2 separate regions of the Homo sapiens genome follow, and region 2 is linked to region 1. A link is a contact called in ENCODE Hi-C or POLR2A ChIA-PET data. All regions are on one chromosome and are shown on one strand. The core of a region is the stretch at or near the end of the contact, and the rest is flanking DNA. Distances in the headings are between cores, read along the strand shown.

The links. Hi-C counts contacts between places; a loop is a spot of excess contacts on that map. ChIA-PET counts read pairs that join two places held with the same protein, here RNA polymerase II (POLR2A). Pooled maps may share reads with other maps.
Region 2: a map of aorta shows a loop between it and region 1 (4-fold over the local background). The contact joins the enhancer-like site here to the promoter of BASP1-AS1 in region 1. A Hi-C loop is called at or near these places in 4 of 168 maps with a recorded cell type or tissue (GM12878, aorta, chondrocyte and 1 more), 7 of 37 single-sample maps with no recorded cell type and 11 of 50 pooled maps. POLR2A ChIA-PET finds 5 or more read pairs at or near these places in 2 of 52 experiments (Panc1 and activated B cell).

What each region holds. Positions count from the first base shown.
Region 1 is chr5:17,215,189-17,221,038 of GRCh38, reverse strand. It overlaps BASP1-AS1 (BASP1 antisense RNA 1), which reads left to right and starts at 3,617. Exons shown (of 3, transcript NR_027253.1): 1 at 3,617-4,962. BASP1 (brain abundant membrane attached signal protein 1) reads right to left here and starts at 3,408. Exons shown (of 2, transcript NM_006317.5): 1 at 3,229-3,408. RefSeq lists an enhancer at 1,508-2,288 and silencers at 2,323-2,642, 3,133-3,612.
Region 2 is chr5:17,926,661-17,932,510 of GRCh38, reverse strand. LINC02223 (long intergenic non-protein coding RNA 2223) reads right to left here. Exons shown (of 8, transcript NR_134286.1): 7 at 5,552-5,687; 8 at 2,022-3,153. Among named protein-coding and RNA genes, the nearest start is that of LINC02223, 120 kb to the right of the region's middle. Within about 2 kb of position 3,715, at least 2 of the 41 ENCODE cell types and tissues checked have a DNase peak (open chromatin) inside an H3K27ac peak, as active enhancers do.

The sequences.
Region 1 (5,850 bases), core at 2,368-4,867:
TAAACAAGTATGTGTATGTGTACATGTGTATATACATGACACCTTGTTTTTAAAAATGGGTGTGGATTTTGCAATTTTTACAAAACTACCGTAAATAACACAGACATCCATTTTAGAGTGATCAAATCTCCTCCAAATGAAAGTTTCTCTCTGATGTCATACTCCGCTTGACCATGAAATGAAAATGGCTTCAAACTGTTCTTAATTGTGAAATTAAAAAATAAAGAGACAGAACGCATCACCTCTTGCACCATAAGATCCAGGAGGATTATGGATCCTAGTAAATCCAGGATTATGAAGAGGCCTCCAAGGATAGACAGCCTAAATGTTTAGGGCTCTCCCATTGGACCTTTAAACTAGGGTGATGTGGGGAGATAAGGTTCTCTTCTACACGTCACAATGGCAGACTGAGTACCAGTTAAAGAACAGAAATGCCACTGTCATTGTTGGTGCTTTTTATCAAAAGGCTCAATTTCTCTATCTGCTAAAGCTTGGCAAAAAGCTAGCTGGCTAAAAGAATAAGCGAACTGATAGAAATATTTTAATTCTGTAATAATTTTTAAAAATCGATTTAAATATTATCTCACTCAAAAACCTAAGATTTACTGAATTGGGGACATGCTGGTATATATTTGCTATTGAATTTGTTCTATATTCCAACATACCCCTCGCCAAAAACACAACCTAAAGGAAAAGAAAAAAGAAAGAACGTAGCTCTCTAAATCATAATAACCTACTCAATACTAAGGAGTACAGAGGGTACAATCCATGCCACCTAGAAGACAGCTAGACAGCCACCGTAGCCAGTAGATGGGCCCTGATATATTAAACGTGGTCAATATCAAGTTCTCATCAAAAAGGACAAAAGAGATGATTTCCATTGCTGCCACGCGTTATTCCACCAGGATGTACTGACAGTACTTAAGCATAAAACCCTATTAAACATAACCTACCACTGCAAAAAATATCATATTTGGCTCCTATTTAATATACACAATAAGTCCCTTTTTGTGTGGTAAAAACAAACTACCTGAAAATAAATCTAAATGGCCATAACCTGGAAAATAGATCATCTGAAAGAAAATCAGCCATCAAAGGTATATCATGGCTTCTGTTAGGTAATGGGGAAAAAGGAATCATTGCGAACCTAATCAACCAGCTTCACCCCAACGACTGCCTTCTTTCTGCCCCCATCAGATTTCCATCTGGACGCCATTCGCCTTTTGGAATCCTTAATGAAACAATGAGTTCGGAGTCCAGAGAAAACAGAAAGGGTTAGGATCCCGACAAGGTAATCGTTTTCTTCTCTCCGGTTTTTGTAGGCCATCTTGTTCGAATAAACGCCAAGATGTCTTAATTTTCCCCAGGTGGTGTCACTGGAGGCAACGCCCACTGACAGTTTTGAGGCCACCTTCCCTTAATCAAATGACCAAAAAAGATCTGTCAAACGGTTAATTGATGCAAATTAAGAAAGCCACCCTCACTGCAGTAAGATATGTTACAGGAAAAAGAACAATGAACAGTACTAGAAAGGAAAATAACAGTGTGCGGGTACAAAATATTTAATCCACAATTTGCCTTCATCCTCATCAAGGCAAATCTTAATTTTGGTCAATTGAAATCAGCAAGAAAGCAAAAGATGAGAGACAGCCTGGAAAAGAAGAAACACACACACAGGCGGGAAAAACTGTCATTGGTGTCCAAGGGTTTCCCGCAACATTTAGGGCAAACGCCTTTGTTCCTCGGCTCGGGAGGGGAGTGGGTGGCTGGATGATGGAGATGGGATGGGGCTGCCGGGCCCTCCACACCCTGCTCTCCGGCGCATGCGCGAGGCCAAGACAAAGGAATAGGTAATTACAGTCCCGATTCATTCATTTTGCCTGCAGTATACTGGGGGTCTGTTGGCCCGGGCTGTAATCCCGGGAGGTGGGGGTGGGGGGTCGGTCCACAACCCTATAGCAGAAGGCCATTTCGACGCTAGTGTTGGGTTTTAGCCCGCCCCACAGTGCGAGTGGCCGCGGGGGAGACAGAGGTGTTGTCAACCTGTACAAGGTCCTAAAAAATGCACCCATGTGTGCTGTGCTAATTTCAGCAGAGTGAGAATTACATGGGCAAGGGCTGTCCACCGAGTTCGTTTCAAGGCGGAAATGTCTCTGGGGACGCAGATAAGGAGCCTGGCCAAGCGTTCGATGAATATTCATGAAAAGAATGCGGTTTGCAGCCGCGCATTGTGCGTGCGATCGGATCCAGGATTCCGCAATTTTTATTTTTCTGGAAATGGAGGGGGGACGGGGGCGGGGGGAGCAGGAACCGGGCGCCGGGTTTCAGCTTTAGCGCTTTGGGCAAAAGCTGCTCAACCCCAACCCTACGCTCCCAGCGGGGCTGAGCCCAGTTAGGGCCGCGCGCTGTCAGGTTCAAGCCCACACCCCCCGGGCCCGGGCCGGGGCCGGGACCCAGGGCGGAGGCGCCTGGCGCATTCTTGGAACCAAAGGCTCGAAAAAACAAACTGCTCCGAGGCAGCCCACGGGTTCGTAGGAAGGCAATTCCGCCACTGACGAGGCTGGGGCTCCGATCTGCTCGGGAGGTGCTTCTGAGTGCACGTCGCCGTGTGAACCTCGTATTCCTTGGCCCCAGAACCAAGATCCAGGAGTCCCATGGGTCGAGAAAACCCGTTTGCCAAAGCAAAAAGCCACCCACTTCCTTCTGATCGGGCCAGATTCCCCATCTTCTTTCTCCCCGGACTCCCGCCCCACCCCACCCCCACCCTCCATCTTTGGCTGCTGCGCCCCTCGCCCCGAGCGCTTTCTCCCAGGCTGGTAAGGGCTCCGATGACGGAAGCGCTCCCTTCAGCCCACAGAACCGTCTCCCCGGGACTCAACGCACTGAGGGGGTTTCGCATTCGGCAATTCCTCCCGTCACCCGCAGCTCCTCTCCCCGACAGCCCCCTCCCCCCAGCTCCGTTTACCAACCTCGCCGCCCCCCTCACCCCTCCACCATGCGAGCGGCTGAAGCCTCCCACTTCTGGGCCCCCCATCACCCGGGATCCCCGAAGTGCGACGGAGCCCTCACAGAGGGACCCCAGGCCCTTGCCGTCCAATCCGGGCCCACATCCCTGCTGCCCGCTGCATGAAGGGAGAGCCCGGGGGCTGCGGGGCGGGGCGCGGCGCGGTGGGGGACGGAGGCCCCCGGGTCCGCGGCGGCGCGGGGCCACCGGGCGCGCCTCCTTACCGGCTCTGGGTGCCTATGCAGCCCCTGAGTTAGCGCGGTGCCGCCGAGAGGCCGGGGTCGCTGGCGTCGTCTGGCTGGTGCCTGGCCGCTGGCGGAGGCTCTCTCCCGGCTCGACGGCGGAGCCCGGAGCGAGGAGCCAGTTGGAGCGCTGCCGCCGCCGTCGTCGCCGCTGCCGCTACTGCCGCCGCCGCCGCCGCTGCAGCCTCTGCATTTCTCGCGCTCGCTCCCCCTCCCCTTCCTGCCCAGTGCCCTCCCCCCGCGCGTCCGCCCGCCCAGCCTCCCTCCTCCCGCGCTCCCCGCCCGCCTCTCTCCCCTCCCTCCAGCCCGGCGCCCCGCCCGTCTCCCCTCCACCCCCTCCAGCTCCATCTCCCCACCCCCTGCACTCCCTCTGCTCCCCTCCCCTCCTCCGGCGCAGACCCTCCCCTCTCCCCTCCAGCCTGGACACGCCCGCCTCCCCTTGACTCCCCCCAGCTCTGGGCCCCCACCTCCCCTCCCCTCCAGCACAGTCACCCCCATTTCTCTCCTATCCGCCATCCTGGTTCCTCCCTTCCCCCCACCTCCCAACTCTGTGCCCCGCCAACGTTTCCTAAATGCCCTCTATTCAGATCCCCCCTCCGCCTCCCCTCTCCTCTCCTCCATTCCTGCGTCCCCCTTCCCCCGCCGCGCCGCCTGGGCTGTCCGTGGACTTCTCCCACTCTCTCACTCTCTCACTCACTCTCTCTCTCTCTCTCTCTCTCTCACTCTCTCTCTCTCTCTCCCCCTCATTTATTTGGAACCGTTGGATAAGAAGTGCTCGGGCTCTCGCTCAGACTTAGGGAGCTGCCTCGAGGTGATGAATGACACCCCCTGGCACCAGCTACCCTTCTCAGACCCCAGTCCAGCCCGCTCCCGACGTCGACTACGATTCCGCTACCTCGGCTGGCAGCGAGGTTGGGGTGAGCCCCAGCTGCAGGCGCGTCTGGGCTGCGCCGCTGCAAACGAGTTGCGCACCTTGGGCGGCTCCGCACCTGCACCCGCACCCGCGGGGCTCAGCCCCGAAGGCTGCAGCTTCGGGGGAGGCGCGGTCGCCGAGGTCCAGCTGGTGGGGCGAGAGACGTCGCCCCTCGGAGGATGCTCTCGGAACTTGGGAGAGGAAGGAGGGAAGAGAAGAGGGGAAAGGGGCCGTCGATGTTTTTGATGTCTGTGCTTTAATGGAGGCCACCAATATTGAGAAGACGGGGTTGGCCGAGGCAGCCCGCACGCTGCTGCTTGCGAGCGCTCGAGTCAAAGCTAGGGCCAACCGCGGCTTGTCCGGGTGCCCTAAGGGGGCGGACACTTGGTTTAGCACCGGGACACAGAATAGCCACCGGGGTAGGAAGATGCGTTCACTTTGCTTACCTGTTGGCAAGAGGGACATACAAAAATAACGTAACGTGACATCGTTGACAACGGTAGCTCTTTGATTACACAAAAGCCAATTTTACCTTCCCGCAAAAGCCAGTTGACGCCTTTGGAACTTTTATTTGCGGCATTTTGGCGCCCTCTGGCTGTGTTTGGATCGCTTTCATGCTCGCCTGCGTCCCAGCCAAGAAAAAATCGATGGAGCTGCAGGTTGTCCTCAGGATGGTTCTGCCCTCAGGACCTGGGCGTGAATTCAGGGACAGGGTGGCCCTCCAGAACCGGAGTGACAAACTGTAACCATACTTAGGGAGGCAGACGTCAAAGGCAAGTACATCTGTATTCAACTGGGTAAAGGTAAGTGCATTTTCACTTAACAGGAAAATTAACTTATCGTAACTTTAACGTACATATTTGAATTAAGCAAAGTGGCAATATTTACTCAACTGCACTAGCGATTTTGCAGTGGAAACACTTGACGACCCTACTGTACACATTTACAGGTCATAGGAGGCAGCACCAAATTAGATTAATGCATGCCAGCTGGAAATGTTCAAATTTAAACCAAAGGTAAGAAAAAAGCGGGAACTGTTTGTTTTTTCCTGTTTCTCTTTCTGCCATTTAAAGTGAAATAAAAAGTTAGTGTAGTAAAATACCAGGGAAGCAAATTACAAATGAGGTTGCTTCTAAAGCATTTTATTCTTTTGAATATTTATTTCCCTCACACCAGTACACCATCTATAAAGCTAAATGGAGGATGCAGGTTTTCCCACCTCCTTTTGGGGCCAGATATTTCTTTGTTGTGGAAGGCTGTCCTATGCACTGTAGGATGTCTGGCATTCATTGCTGGCCTCTACTAGCAGCCAGTACCACCCTCCACACACACCACCAGCACCAGCACCAGTTGTGACAACCAAAAATGTCCCCAGATATCGCCAAATGTCTCCTGGGAGGCAAAATCACTCCAGGCTGAAAACCACTGAGCTACATTTTCTTTCAACCTCTATGAGCAAGTCTCTAGGTTTTTACCCTATCGAATTAGATGAATATTTGCAATGTTCTGCTCAAGACATTTCCTGAGTTTGTTAGAGGAGCTGCCTACTTGTTCATTTAGCATTCAGGGTTTTTATCCTTGTGATCTTCCAGGCATGTAAATCATCTAAAAATTAGCAAATACATTTCCTCATTGTATTTGCAGTCTAAGCCTGTGGGTGTTATCTTCCTTCTCTATTCTCTTTTTCCAAT
Region 2 (5,850 bases), core at 2,466-4,965, 710 kb before region 1:
AGGGGCTGGGATCTCAAAATAGTGCCTTTCTATAGCTTCTCAGGACTCAGGAGGCAGGTGTGGAACCTGGTGTGAGATCCCTCTTTGGAGCAATCCATGATGCTCCTGACTACAGGAAGCCACCTATCTTAGTCTCAGGGCCCGTATGGGTTGACAGTTTCTTTTGTGGCAAGGTTTACAAGAGTCTGTGGTGGAAATATGAACCACTGAAGGTCACTCATTTACTCTTTCCCTGGATCGGAAGCCTCTCCAGATTCCTGGCTGATCCTAGGTGGGCAGATTTCCTCACTTTCCTCTCCTTTCTTGCCTTAGGTGTTTCCTGTCACTTCTCTGTTTAATTCCAGCATCGTTCTCTCTTAGATGTTCTATTTGAAGTATAATGATCTCCTCACAATTTTGTTTTTTGTGAGGGAGGGAAGTACTGAATGCCTCTACTCAGCCATCATGAAGCCCTGTTTCAGGAAACCCAATTGGTTTTTTTTCCTTCAAAGTGTCTATGTCTATGACCACCCTGAGCCTTCATCTGATACTGGGAAAAGGTGTATATAATCTCGATCATGTTTACTCAAGTCAGATCTCTATGCGTGACAGCTGGAATTCCTATATTTAAACAACTGAAGAAGAACATAAGGACTATCAGAAACAATCCTAGATACCTTACTACCAACTAGCCAGTGTGAAAGAACTCAGCAGATCCTACAAACCACAGAGATGTGATGGTAATGCCAGTCCTACCCTCTGCTTTAAACACCACATCCACTTAGCTATTGAAGACGAATGTGCTCCAACACAGTCTCTGCACACTGTGATTGTTTCATCCCCATTGACCATAGGGTGTCTATATGAGAGTCTTCAGATTTGTCTCAACCTCAGGGCTGTTGATCACCACCACCCACACCTGGCCACAATAGAAGTGGCTCAATCTGTATGGGTTCTATTGACTTCATGTAAGTATAACCCAATAGTACATTCCCTCATGCCATTACCCTACATATGCTTCATTTCCCACCCAGGGCTTCCCTGGTGGATTTTAAGATGCAAACCCAAGTAGATAGTGTTAGGGACACACAATGAGAATACAATGGAGACAGTAGTTGATGAATAAATTCTTCTTTCATCCTCCAAGATGTACTGTCCTGAGATGTAGTTGACAGCATACTCCTACAAGATCCAGCTATCAGTTTTACTGCCAGCCTGTTATTAACACTCAGATATTTGTTCTCCCTCCTTTTCTGTCTTACCCCTACTTTCCTGGTTTGCATTCCCTAATAACAGCATTTGTCTTAGGCCCTTCTCTTTGGTAAACACCAAAGTAACAACCCATTTTATTCATAGTGTTTGCCACCAGCATTTCTACCTTGGAGAAAACAATGAGTAAATCACTATTATAAAAAGACCATGTGATTTCCTCAACACTGTATTTCTCAAATCCTTAGTGAAGGGCAGTTTCACTGGATTTCTCTCAGGGATCCAGGGCTTGAGCGAATGGAATGGGATACATGTGGAGAATTGAATCTTGACTTTGAATACGTCTTTCTATGTTTGCCAAATTACTTCTGAACTCTCAATTTTGTTAGTATGAATCAGAATTGGTTTGAATTGTGAATGACTGCTACTCAGTACTTATAAACTCTAAATGGCACATTATTCTTCACTTAAACAGCCCTTGCAGGAGCTTCTCATTGTCTTTGAGATGAAATGCATGCACTTCAGCCTTCTACACAGGACCCTCTCACATGGGGCATCTGTGCATCTCTATGGCTTTATCAATTACTACCCCCAACCCTATAATTTACAAGCCAATTTCAGTTTTCCACATATTACCTGGTGATATTCTGCATCTGTACTTTTATTTATGATGTTCCCAATTCCAGAAACTCTAGTTCTATACTTGTCCTTCTTATAAACTTTTCATTCATAAAGACTGCAAAAAAACTTCAGCTTCCTCCAAGACAGTTCCTGGTGTTTCCTGCCCCAACCACAGAACCCCTAAGAAATTATGTTATTATAAAACCATGTGATAATGTTGAGGTTGTTTATTTTCTTGATATCTTTCCAAATAGATCAACTTTTCTGAAAGCAGAGATCAAGTTTTATTTATGTATGTGTTCCTAGGATGTTCAATAATATTGGTTATACAGAAAGTATCAAATAAATAGTTGTTAAATTGTTGTTAAAATTTCCAATAGGGGACATTCAGTGAAAGTCCACTGCATAAAAGCACAGTTGATTGTAAAATGGTACTCAAGGAAAAAATGTTCAAGTTTAGCTACAAGAAAAAGACACAAGAAATAGTGTAGGAAGCCAGGCAACAGGGTTCCGGAAGAAACACAAAAATCAAAGATGACACCAGACCTCTAACTTCTCCCTAACTGTGGACACTTCTCCTAACAAACAGTATCTACTTCTTAACATTTATCTATGAATAAACTCTTTATCTTCATTATTGCTATGGTCTGAATGTTTATGTTCCTCTAAAATTCATATGTTGAAACCTCACCCCCAAGGTGATAATATTAGGAGGTGGCAACTTTGGGAGGTGGTTAAATCATGAGGTCATGTGATATGATTATGTTATTGTCAAATATCTTTGTTTCTAACAACTTTGGACACTTGAACTTAAAAACTCTGTTTAGGAGTATTTACCACAAATGTAATAGAAACAGTTGATACTTTGAAGATTAAAACAAATCATAATAATAATGCTAATATCAGATATAATAATCATAATTGCTACCATGTACTAAGTGCCTACCACATATGATAGGTCCCATATCAGACACTTTATCTTTAACCTTCATAAATAAAATGTAAGTAGCATTTTTTCCACTTTAAAGCTAAGGAAAAAGAAAACAACACAGATAAATTAAAGAATTGGATCTCAGCTCAGGTCTATTTGAGGCCAAACTTGTGCTCTTAAGAATACAAATTGACATAATATAACAGAACTAATTTAATATAAAGTGGATAGCTTTGAGATGGTAAAACTTGAAAAACAAGGATAAGAGTTACATTTGCAGCATTTAGTCCCAAGAGGCAAGATTTCTGAGGAACACACTGAACTGGATTTCTTCTTGCCATTTACTGCTGGCATTCACTTCCGTTTCATTTGCTTTAAGTGTTGTATTTCATTTCAAATTGCTTCCACTGTTACTAAAAATGAATTTAGAGCACAGAGGAAAAAAATACAGACAAGTTATTTCCAGTTCCTTAGATGAGATTTTCAGGGCTTCTGTCATTTGAAAGCAGAATCTTTTCTTTTGCTACTCTTAGAGGTAATTATATAACTAATGATTAGAGTGATTGTGGCTTTTCTTACTGGTTGGGAAATTGCCCTCATAATCTTGTACCACTCTAACCCACCAGTCTCTCAAAATCTTCTCCACGGAATCCAGCAGATAAAAAGATTTAAGAGTAATCATTTGTCACCTTTGCTTTAAAAATTAGACTTATAAATGGAAAACTCAGTTTTTGTAAAGAGCTGAGGTTTTTGTTTTTGTTTCTGAACAAAGACCGGGATTTAATAGCATACAGTCGAAAAGAAAAGGAGAACATCCTCTGTAAGGCTGAGGTTTCCCCAACCACAGTAGCAGAAATGGACATTAAGGCCACCTAAAAGGGAACTTTAACAGAAGGGAGGGAAGGTCAGAGCTGTGACTCAAGCAGCACGCCAGAGCTGGTTCTGGGAAAATGACCAGCTGTGGCTGGAAGCCCAGGCTGGACCAGCCATCCTGGATTAGAAACCATGCTTTGGGGAAAATGTCTGAACATGTAAGCATTAACCAATGAGCCTGACCTGAGAAATCCAAGTATGAGCCTCTCCACATTCCAGGCAGGGACTGTGCCAACCTGTGTGTGTTAACCACACACTGGATTACATGGAGCAGCTTGCAAGAGAGACATGTTATGGCAGCAACAAGAACAAAAACAGGCAAAAACCTGATTTCACTTGTGCACTGAGTGAATTCTACAGTTTGTCCTTAAATAAAATTGGGACTCTGGAATGGGTAGTTGGTATTGAGTAAGTCTCTGAATTATCTTAACAAGTCATGCAGGCAGTGAGGGATTTCTTTAGAAAGATGCTGGACTTCCTCCTAATCTGAAAAATGGGGTCCCTACCAGTTTTAATTTTGAAATGAGAGATATGTTCATATTAGCACTCCAATCTGTTAATGTGTGTTATACCAGTTGCATATACATTTCTGCTAATTGAGTAAGCTGAATACAGCTTCTCTATTACATTATATGCAACCAATTCTAATTTATGATTTGCATGTATTGTGTTAGAGGGAGTAGATCCTCCCTAACCAATGAAATTAAGATTGCAGAGTCCAGAATTGGCAAAATGAAGCAGAAGTACCCTTAGAGAAATCTGCTTTAATAAGGCTTATTTTAGTCTGATTGTGTTACACATTATCAACTCACAATTTTCATAACACTGAGAAGCTCTTATTTCAAGTTGATCACATGTTGATGATCTTAAACAAATTATTATTTCCTTCAGTTAACCAAGATGAAATCCTCACATCAGCACTCTCAAATTATTGTAAGCTGAATGATTGTGATATATATTATATCCCAGGTTCATAATGCAATTGTTTTTATAAACATAGGTTTATGACTTTATATTTTGGGAACCGTAATATTTTTTGTAATGTCTAACTGTAGCATTCTTTTAGGAATGCACAGCAGTGTAACTGTATATTTCAAAAGGTAGGAGTACTAATTAGAGCTTTAAATGTAAGTTGAGTATCTGGACCTTATTGAGGATTGTGCTGCCTTCTTAATTCTACATAATATTTATGTACTACGCTACATATTTTCAAACCACTCTTCTCATTGATGACTTATTCAATCTCACTATCAGTGAACATTGAAAAGGGTAAGCATAAAACCCCCAACTGAGGGATTATAGAAAATAGTAGCTTCCCGAAAATCAATAGATATGAACATACATCTTGATCTTTTTGGAGATTATTTTTTAGGAGGTATAATCTTCACAATTTCTCTGGCTTGACATCTAGACTTTCATAAGCTCCAAGAGTTCAGAGGGACTGGGGTCTTCATCGCATTGATCAGTTTATTACCCAACAGTCCCAAAGTCCTCCTAAAATTAGTCCTTTGGCAGAAGTACATCCCAACTCCATTAGTGCTAGACAAAAAGCACTAGGTAAGTTATCATGTACAGCCCCTCCTCCCAATAGACCTAGAATACTGTATTGATCTCTGCTTGTTGAGTGGAACAACAAATATATTTATTCCTCAATGACGCCAAAAATCTAGTTTTGTGCCTAGACACCAGGTTTCCAATATTTAGAAGAATTAAGACCATTTGCTCAACTGTCCAGACAATTTAAAACAAAAAAAAAACAAGGAACACATTCTTGACTTTGTGTTCCTCTACATTAACTAATTAATGCATTAATTAATTTTAAGTTTCCATATTGGCCTCTCTCAGCAAATGAGGTTAATTTGTGAAAATTCTCAGGAATCTCCAAGGCTAAAGCACCAGTGTAAGCAGGTTTTCTGCCTGATGTTTCTGGGTGCTTACCAATCAGTAGCACTTCCGTTAACTGCCAACTGATACGTGAGTGCTGTAAACCAGACACATGACATCCCACCTTCCATCCCACAGCATTGTTTGGCTGCAAGACATGGAGCTTGGCCGCTGACTCCTCTCAAGACTTCTGGAAAATAAGAAAAAATAATCAAAAAAAGCAAAAATCGAGGGTAGCCTGATTTAATCTGGGATGGATTTCAGGTGCTGCAGAGGTAAGAAAATATGACCCTGTACCTAGTAATCATATCTTTAATAGATTACACTTTTGAAATTTAGTATTTGTTAATTTG